Regions from separate parts of the Homo sapiens genome. Here region 2 is linked to region 1. A link is an interaction called in ENCODE POLR2A ChIA-PET data of the cell type or tissue named here. Cell type or tissue: A673. All regions are shown on one strand. Each heading gives the region's core, and the rest is flanking DNA. Links, peaks and the distances in the headings are about the cores only. Region 1 overlaps MTUS2 (microtubule associated scaffold protein 2). Region 2 overlaps LOC105370139 (a long non-coding RNA gene).

Region 1 (2,921 bases), core at 301-2,800:
TCTCACTCCCGCTTCACTCTGGCTCCCACACAGTCTTCCTGGCCTCAGGACTGGGTTGCATGTCCTTAATAGGAGCTGCCACGTAAGCTGAGTCCACACAGTCTCCTCCTCCCTGCTCAGACCTGCCCCGTGGCCAGACTGGCGCTCCCAGCCCTCAACCTTCCCATGCCTGTCAGCTAGGCAGGCAGCTGGCTGCTCTCCACCTGCAGGCTGAAGGAATACAGGCATGTCTATGGAGACACTGCACCCCTTCCCCAGGTCCCAGGGCAGATGCACCTGCACTGACCCTGCCCCACTCAGCTCTGGCCATGACTCTCAGGACCACAGGCTGGGAAAGGACCACTGATGCCCAAGGAGACCTTCACCCTTCATGTCTCACTCATGCAGACCAGTCCAAAGCTCTTTGCACAGGACCATTTCTGTAATATCAAAACACAGAAACTAGGGTCTCCCATGAACTCTTCTAAAAAATATATAGATATAGATATAGATATATAGATACACACACACACACACACACATATAAAGAGAGAGAGAGAGAAAAAGAGAGACAAAGACAGAGACAGAGACAGGGTCTCACTCTGTCGCCCAGGCTAGAGTGCAGTGGTATGATCTTGGCTCACTGCAACCTCCACCTCCCAGACTCAAGTGATCCTCCCATCTCAGCCTTCCAAGTAGCTGGGACTACAGGCGTGCACCACCACACCCAGCTAATGTTTGTATTTTTAGTAGAGATGGGGTTTTGCCATGTTGCCCAGGCTGGTCTCGAACTCCTGACCTCAAGTGATCCACCCACCTCGGCCTCCCAGAGTGTCGGGATTACAGGCATGAGCCACCATTCCTAGCCTCCCATGAACTTTTCTGGCAAGAGAAATGGTATCATCCCACCAAATAATAGGAAGTGATATTGTGAATGCTAATAAGTGCACACAGTGACACTAACATGCGAAGTGCTGGGCTTGACTGCTTGCTTTCTTATGGTGGAGGACCCTCTCTGCAAACCTCCCTGAGTAGGTTTCTTTTCCTCTTTTTTGTTCTCTTTTCCAGTTACTTCCTTTTTTTTTTTTTTTTTTTTTTTTTGACAAAGACTCACTCTGTCACCCAGGTTGGAGTGCAGTGGCATGATCTCAGCTCACTGCAACCTAAGCCTGCCGGGTTCAAGTGATTCTCGTGCCTCAGCCTCCCAAGTAGCTGGGATTACAGGCCCCCACCACCACATCTGACTTAAGTTTTTTTTTTTTTTTTTTTTTTTTTGAGACGGAGTTTTGCTCTTGTCCAGGTTGGAGTGCAGTGGCGCGATCACGGCTCACTGCTACCTCTGCCTCCGGGGTTCAAGCGATTCTCCTGCCTCAGCCTCCCGAGTAGCTGGGATTACAGGCATGCACCACCACGTCCAGCTAATTTTGTATTTTTGGTAGAGACAGGGTTTTACCATGTTGTCCAGGCTGGTCTCAAACTCTGACCTTAGGTGATCTGCCCGCCTCAGCCTCCCAAAGTGCTGGGAATACAAACGTGAGCCAATGTGCCTGACCCACATCCGACTAATTTTTTTGTATTTTTAGTAGAGACAGGTTTCACCATGTTGGCCAGGCTGGTCTTGAAGTCCTGACCTCAGGTGATCTGCCCCCCTCGACCTCCCAAAGTGCTGGGATTACAGGCATAAGCCACCGTGCCCAGCCTACTTCCATTTTATTTTTAAGAAATAGAAGTTCCCACAGTGCCATGAAATGCAAATGCCGGTGCATTAGTGCAGTACGCCGCAGGTGGGGGCTTGCGCGCCTATGAGCTGAAATGTTCATCACAGCCTGGGCAGTGTAGCAGGTGACCTAGCACAGGTCACCTGCTACACTGACTATAAAAATGACTCTCCCTCCATGGCTCCTACACCAAACCTCCTCAGTGCTGCCAGAGAAAGCATTTCTTTTAAGCCTCTTTCCCTCCATTAAAAAAACAAAACAACAGCAAACTCGTCAGGCAATTACAACATAGGATGGATCTAAAATACCAAACTGATGTTTCTGCCTTATTCACCATCACTCAAAAGAGATCTACAGGGACAGAGTGTGCTATTGCAACTAACTTGGGCTGGCTTCTTTATGTCATGCTAAGAGGCACAAAGACCTGGCTGGAGCCAACCAACAGCATGACAATAATCACAATAAATGTAACAATGCTTGTTATTATTACAATAGTTACAACAGCTGCCACTTATTAGCAGTGATCTAAGCCAACCCAGGGCTATCCACTTTTCACACGTTATTTCCCTTAATCTGTTCACACCTTGAGAAAGATACTGTCATCATCCTTATTTTAAAGAGTAAACTAAGGTTTACAGAGGCTACATAACTCTCCAAGATGTGAAAGCTAGTAAGAGCTAGTGCAGCGGGGATTTAAACAAAAACTCAAATCTCTAACCACCAAACCTGTTTCTCCAGGTGCCTGTAGACCAAGGAGGTTGGCTTGAGCAATTCCACCCTCCTTGCACCAAATAACCTCCAGCCCAAACGGATTCTGCTGGACAGTCACAACAAACATATGCCCAGTTCAGGACCATCTGGTGTCAGTGGCAGGGCGCAGACTCCCAGACAAGACAAAACTCTCATTTCTTTGGGTTTGGGATTGGATGGGATTTTTGTGATATCGCTGTATGGCCGTCACTTTCCTGATTTGTGTTCCTTTAAGGATAGCGCAACTATTGGTGCAGGATGTGTATACGAGGAAGGCAGTCTGGGGTTCATTGGCCAACGGCAAACCACACAAGCACTGTGCAGGCATAACACATTTTAGTTTTTGAAGAGTACACTGGAGAGTGTGACCCTGGGTCTCTCCACAATCCTGGACTCTTGATGGGGCAGGCTCAGTGCCACGTATGTTGCCAGAGGAAAGTGAGCCATCGAAGAAGCAGAATTCCTGCCTACGTG
Region 2 (2,921 bases), core at 138-2,637, 200 kb before region 1:
TATTTTATAGGAGAGGAAAACAAGGCACAGATACCAAGGAACTTGCTCAAAGCCGTAGAGCTAGGGAGGGGCAGAATTAGAACATGCCTACACAAAACGAGCTTCCAACCTGTGCTCCCAGCAGTTTCCTGTATTGTCCCTTTCAAAGGTATTTTTTGTGGTAATATTTATAACAGCACAAATTCACACAATTTAAATGTCCAACGATTTGGCTGAATTGTGGACTATCCATTTAGTATATTATAGAACCATTAAACTTACATTTCTGAAGAATTTTCTAATAACATGGATAAATTATCTACAATTTATTTACACACTAAGTGGGGAAAATGTCAGTATATAAAAGTGAAATAAATTATGATCCCAGTTTTATTTTTTTAAATTATACAAAGACATAGTTTAAGTACGGTTAAGCATTAAAAGAAGGGATTATATTCAAGTTATAATGAGTTTATTTTGGAATTGTAAAATTTGAAGTTTTGTTTTTTCGAATACTTTTCTGAGTGTTTCTGTATTCATTATCTAATTGCTGTGTAACAAATTATCCCCAAATTTAGTAACTTATATAAATAATAAGCACTTCTTTTCTGTCACAGTTTCTGCGGGCCAGGACTTTGGAAACAGGTGGACTGATAGCTCTAGCTTGAGATTTCTCATGAGGATCAGTCAGACGTGTCAGGGCTGTGGTCACTTGAAGGCTCAACTGGGGCTGGAAGATCTGCTTCCAGGGAGTCTCATTCACGTGGCTGGCAGGGTGGGTCCCCTCCACAGTTGTCTTGGAGTGTCTTCACAACACAGCAGCTGACTTGCCCCAGAGCAAATCCTACCTGCAAAACCAAGGAGGACGCTTCAATGCCTTCTATGACCTGGCCTCAGCTATCACACATTGTCACTTCCACAGTATTCTATGAGAACCACAGACTAATCCTAATTCATGCGAGGGGACTGTACATGGGAGTGAGTTCCAGGAGGTGTTCGTCATCTTGGAGGCTGCTTCTGCAGTGTCAAATTTTGTAAACAAATGTGCGACAATGTAGAATCAGGATTATGCCTCTGGGTATTCCTCCTCACAACCCATAATCTTAGTCTAATGATGAGAAAACATCAAGCAAACCCAAATTGAGAGATATTCTACAACATACCTGGCCAGCACTCAAAACTTCCAGGGTGCCGATAAACAAGGAAAGACTGAGAAGGTTGGAGGAGACTAAGGAGACGTGATGATTTAATGTAATGTGGGATTCTGGATGAGATCCTGGAACAGAAAAAGGACACTAGTAGAAATACTGGTGAAATACAAATAATGCCTGAAGTTTCATTGATGATACTGTACCAATGTTAATTTCTTGTTTTTGACAAATGTACCATGGTAATGAAAGGGTTTAACATTAGTGGAAACTGCATGGGAGGTATATGAGAACTGTGTGTACTCTATTTGCAACTTTTCCATAAAATTAAAACTATTCCAAAATGAAAAGTTTATTTAAAAAAGAAATATATTTATTTAAAAAAGAAATATATTAATAATATATTTATTTAAAAAGAAATATATTAATAATATATTTCTTTTTAAAATAAAATTTTAAAATTAAATATTAATAAATATAAATTAAAATATTAATATACTTTTTATTTTGGAATAGTTTTAATTTTACAGAAAAGTTGCAAATAGAGTACACACAGTTCTCATATACCTCCCATGCAGTTTCCACTAATGTTAACCCCTTTCATTACTATGGTACATTTGTCAAAAACAAGAAATTAACATTGGTACAGTATAATAAAAAATAATAATAAAATAAATAATAATAAAAACATTAAAAAGAAATATAGTTTAAAGTAAAGGTAAATATTTGACTGATTGGATTTATTTTAGAAGCAAAGGGGAATCTTGCTCTTAATAAGAAAGCAGAAAATTCAAAAAGGGGTCATGCAGAGCAGAGAACCACTGCCATTGGGAAGCTCAGCTCCCAATAAGTTTAATGGTTCTATAATACACTAAATGGATGGTCCACAATTGAGCCAAATGTTTGGACATTTAAATTGTTTCCATATTTGTGCTATTATAAATATTACCACAAAAATACCTCAATGCCTTTAAATGCAAATGTGATGATATGCACTATGAATTCTCAAGAGGGAAAGCTATTTCTTATGGAATAAATTTCAATGAAAAGCTATCAAAAGGAACTTTTCTCACGTATCCTTTGTTATCTTATGTGTTTTCAGCCTGATCATCGATGGTTCTAATCAGATGTCTGAGTTTGTCCTCAATGTTTCAAAGCTTGGCTCAGCAATAAAGGGTCTTTGGCCTTCTGTCTTTCAAGGGTGCCCTTGTTCTGTCAACAAGCACTTGCCGAGCACCTCCAGTGGGGCAAGGGCAGTGCCAGGAGCTAGTCACAAAGGTGATCAATACAGGCCCCTACTCTCCAGCTCACCTTTACTTGGAGAGATAAAAGAAACTGATCTAAACCAATTTGGCTTATGAGTGTCAGGTCCTTTTTGGTGGATGATGATGGCTTTCAATGATTAGGGGAATCCCTCAGATGCCTTGGTCCAACCGCCTCACTACAAAGTAAAGCGTTAAAATGAAAGCAAATTATAGGCCCCATTCCACAACATGAATCAACTTTCATTAGCAAGCAGGTAGAGAGCTGGTCACTCAACCTGTTCTGTTATTTTGGTGACTTCAATCTCTGTTCTTTCAGGCCCTCCAACAAACACCCTGCAGGAAAGTTTCACTAAAGGCAAATGCGACTGTATCCTGACAGTAGGTCAACTAAATCAAATCAATGGCAGAAGCTTCTTGTAGGTGGAAGGCCCAGGGACGAGCCGAGTTTAGACCTTGAGCGTGCTCTGTTCTACCCATGAAAGGGCAGAGATGCCTGTATTAGTCTTTCTGGCCCACCATGTAGCTTGAA

The links. ChIA-PET counts read pairs that join two places held together with the same protein. Peaks named below come from ENCODE experiments on the same cell type or tissue, not always from the same donor. Only the 100,000 strongest peaks of a DNase experiment are listed, where the experiment ranks them.
Region 2: POLR2A ChIA-PET joins it to region 1 with 12 read pairs; 3 of 35 experiments call an interaction of 5 or more read pairs at or near these places.

The regions. Positions count from the first base shown.
Region 1 is chr13:29,493,515-29,496,435 of GRCh38, reverse strand. All of the region lies in intron 12 of MTUS2 (microtubule associated scaffold protein 2), which reads right to left. Among named protein-coding and RNA genes, the nearest start is that of MTUS2-AS1, 7.2 kb to the right of the region's middle. In A673, for the core only: no CTCF peak of the experiment used is centred there; no DNase peak of the experiment used is centred there; H3K27me3 peaks cover 208 bases.
Region 2 is chr13:29,695,448-29,698,368 of GRCh38, reverse strand. LOC105370139 (a long non-coding RNA gene) reads right to left here. Exons shown (of 3, transcript XR_941804.3): 2 at 1,143-1,255; 3 at 443-827. Among named protein-coding and RNA genes, the nearest start is that of SLC7A1, 100 kb to the right of the region's middle. In A673, for the core only: no CTCF peak of the experiment used is centred there; no DNase peak of the experiment used is centred there.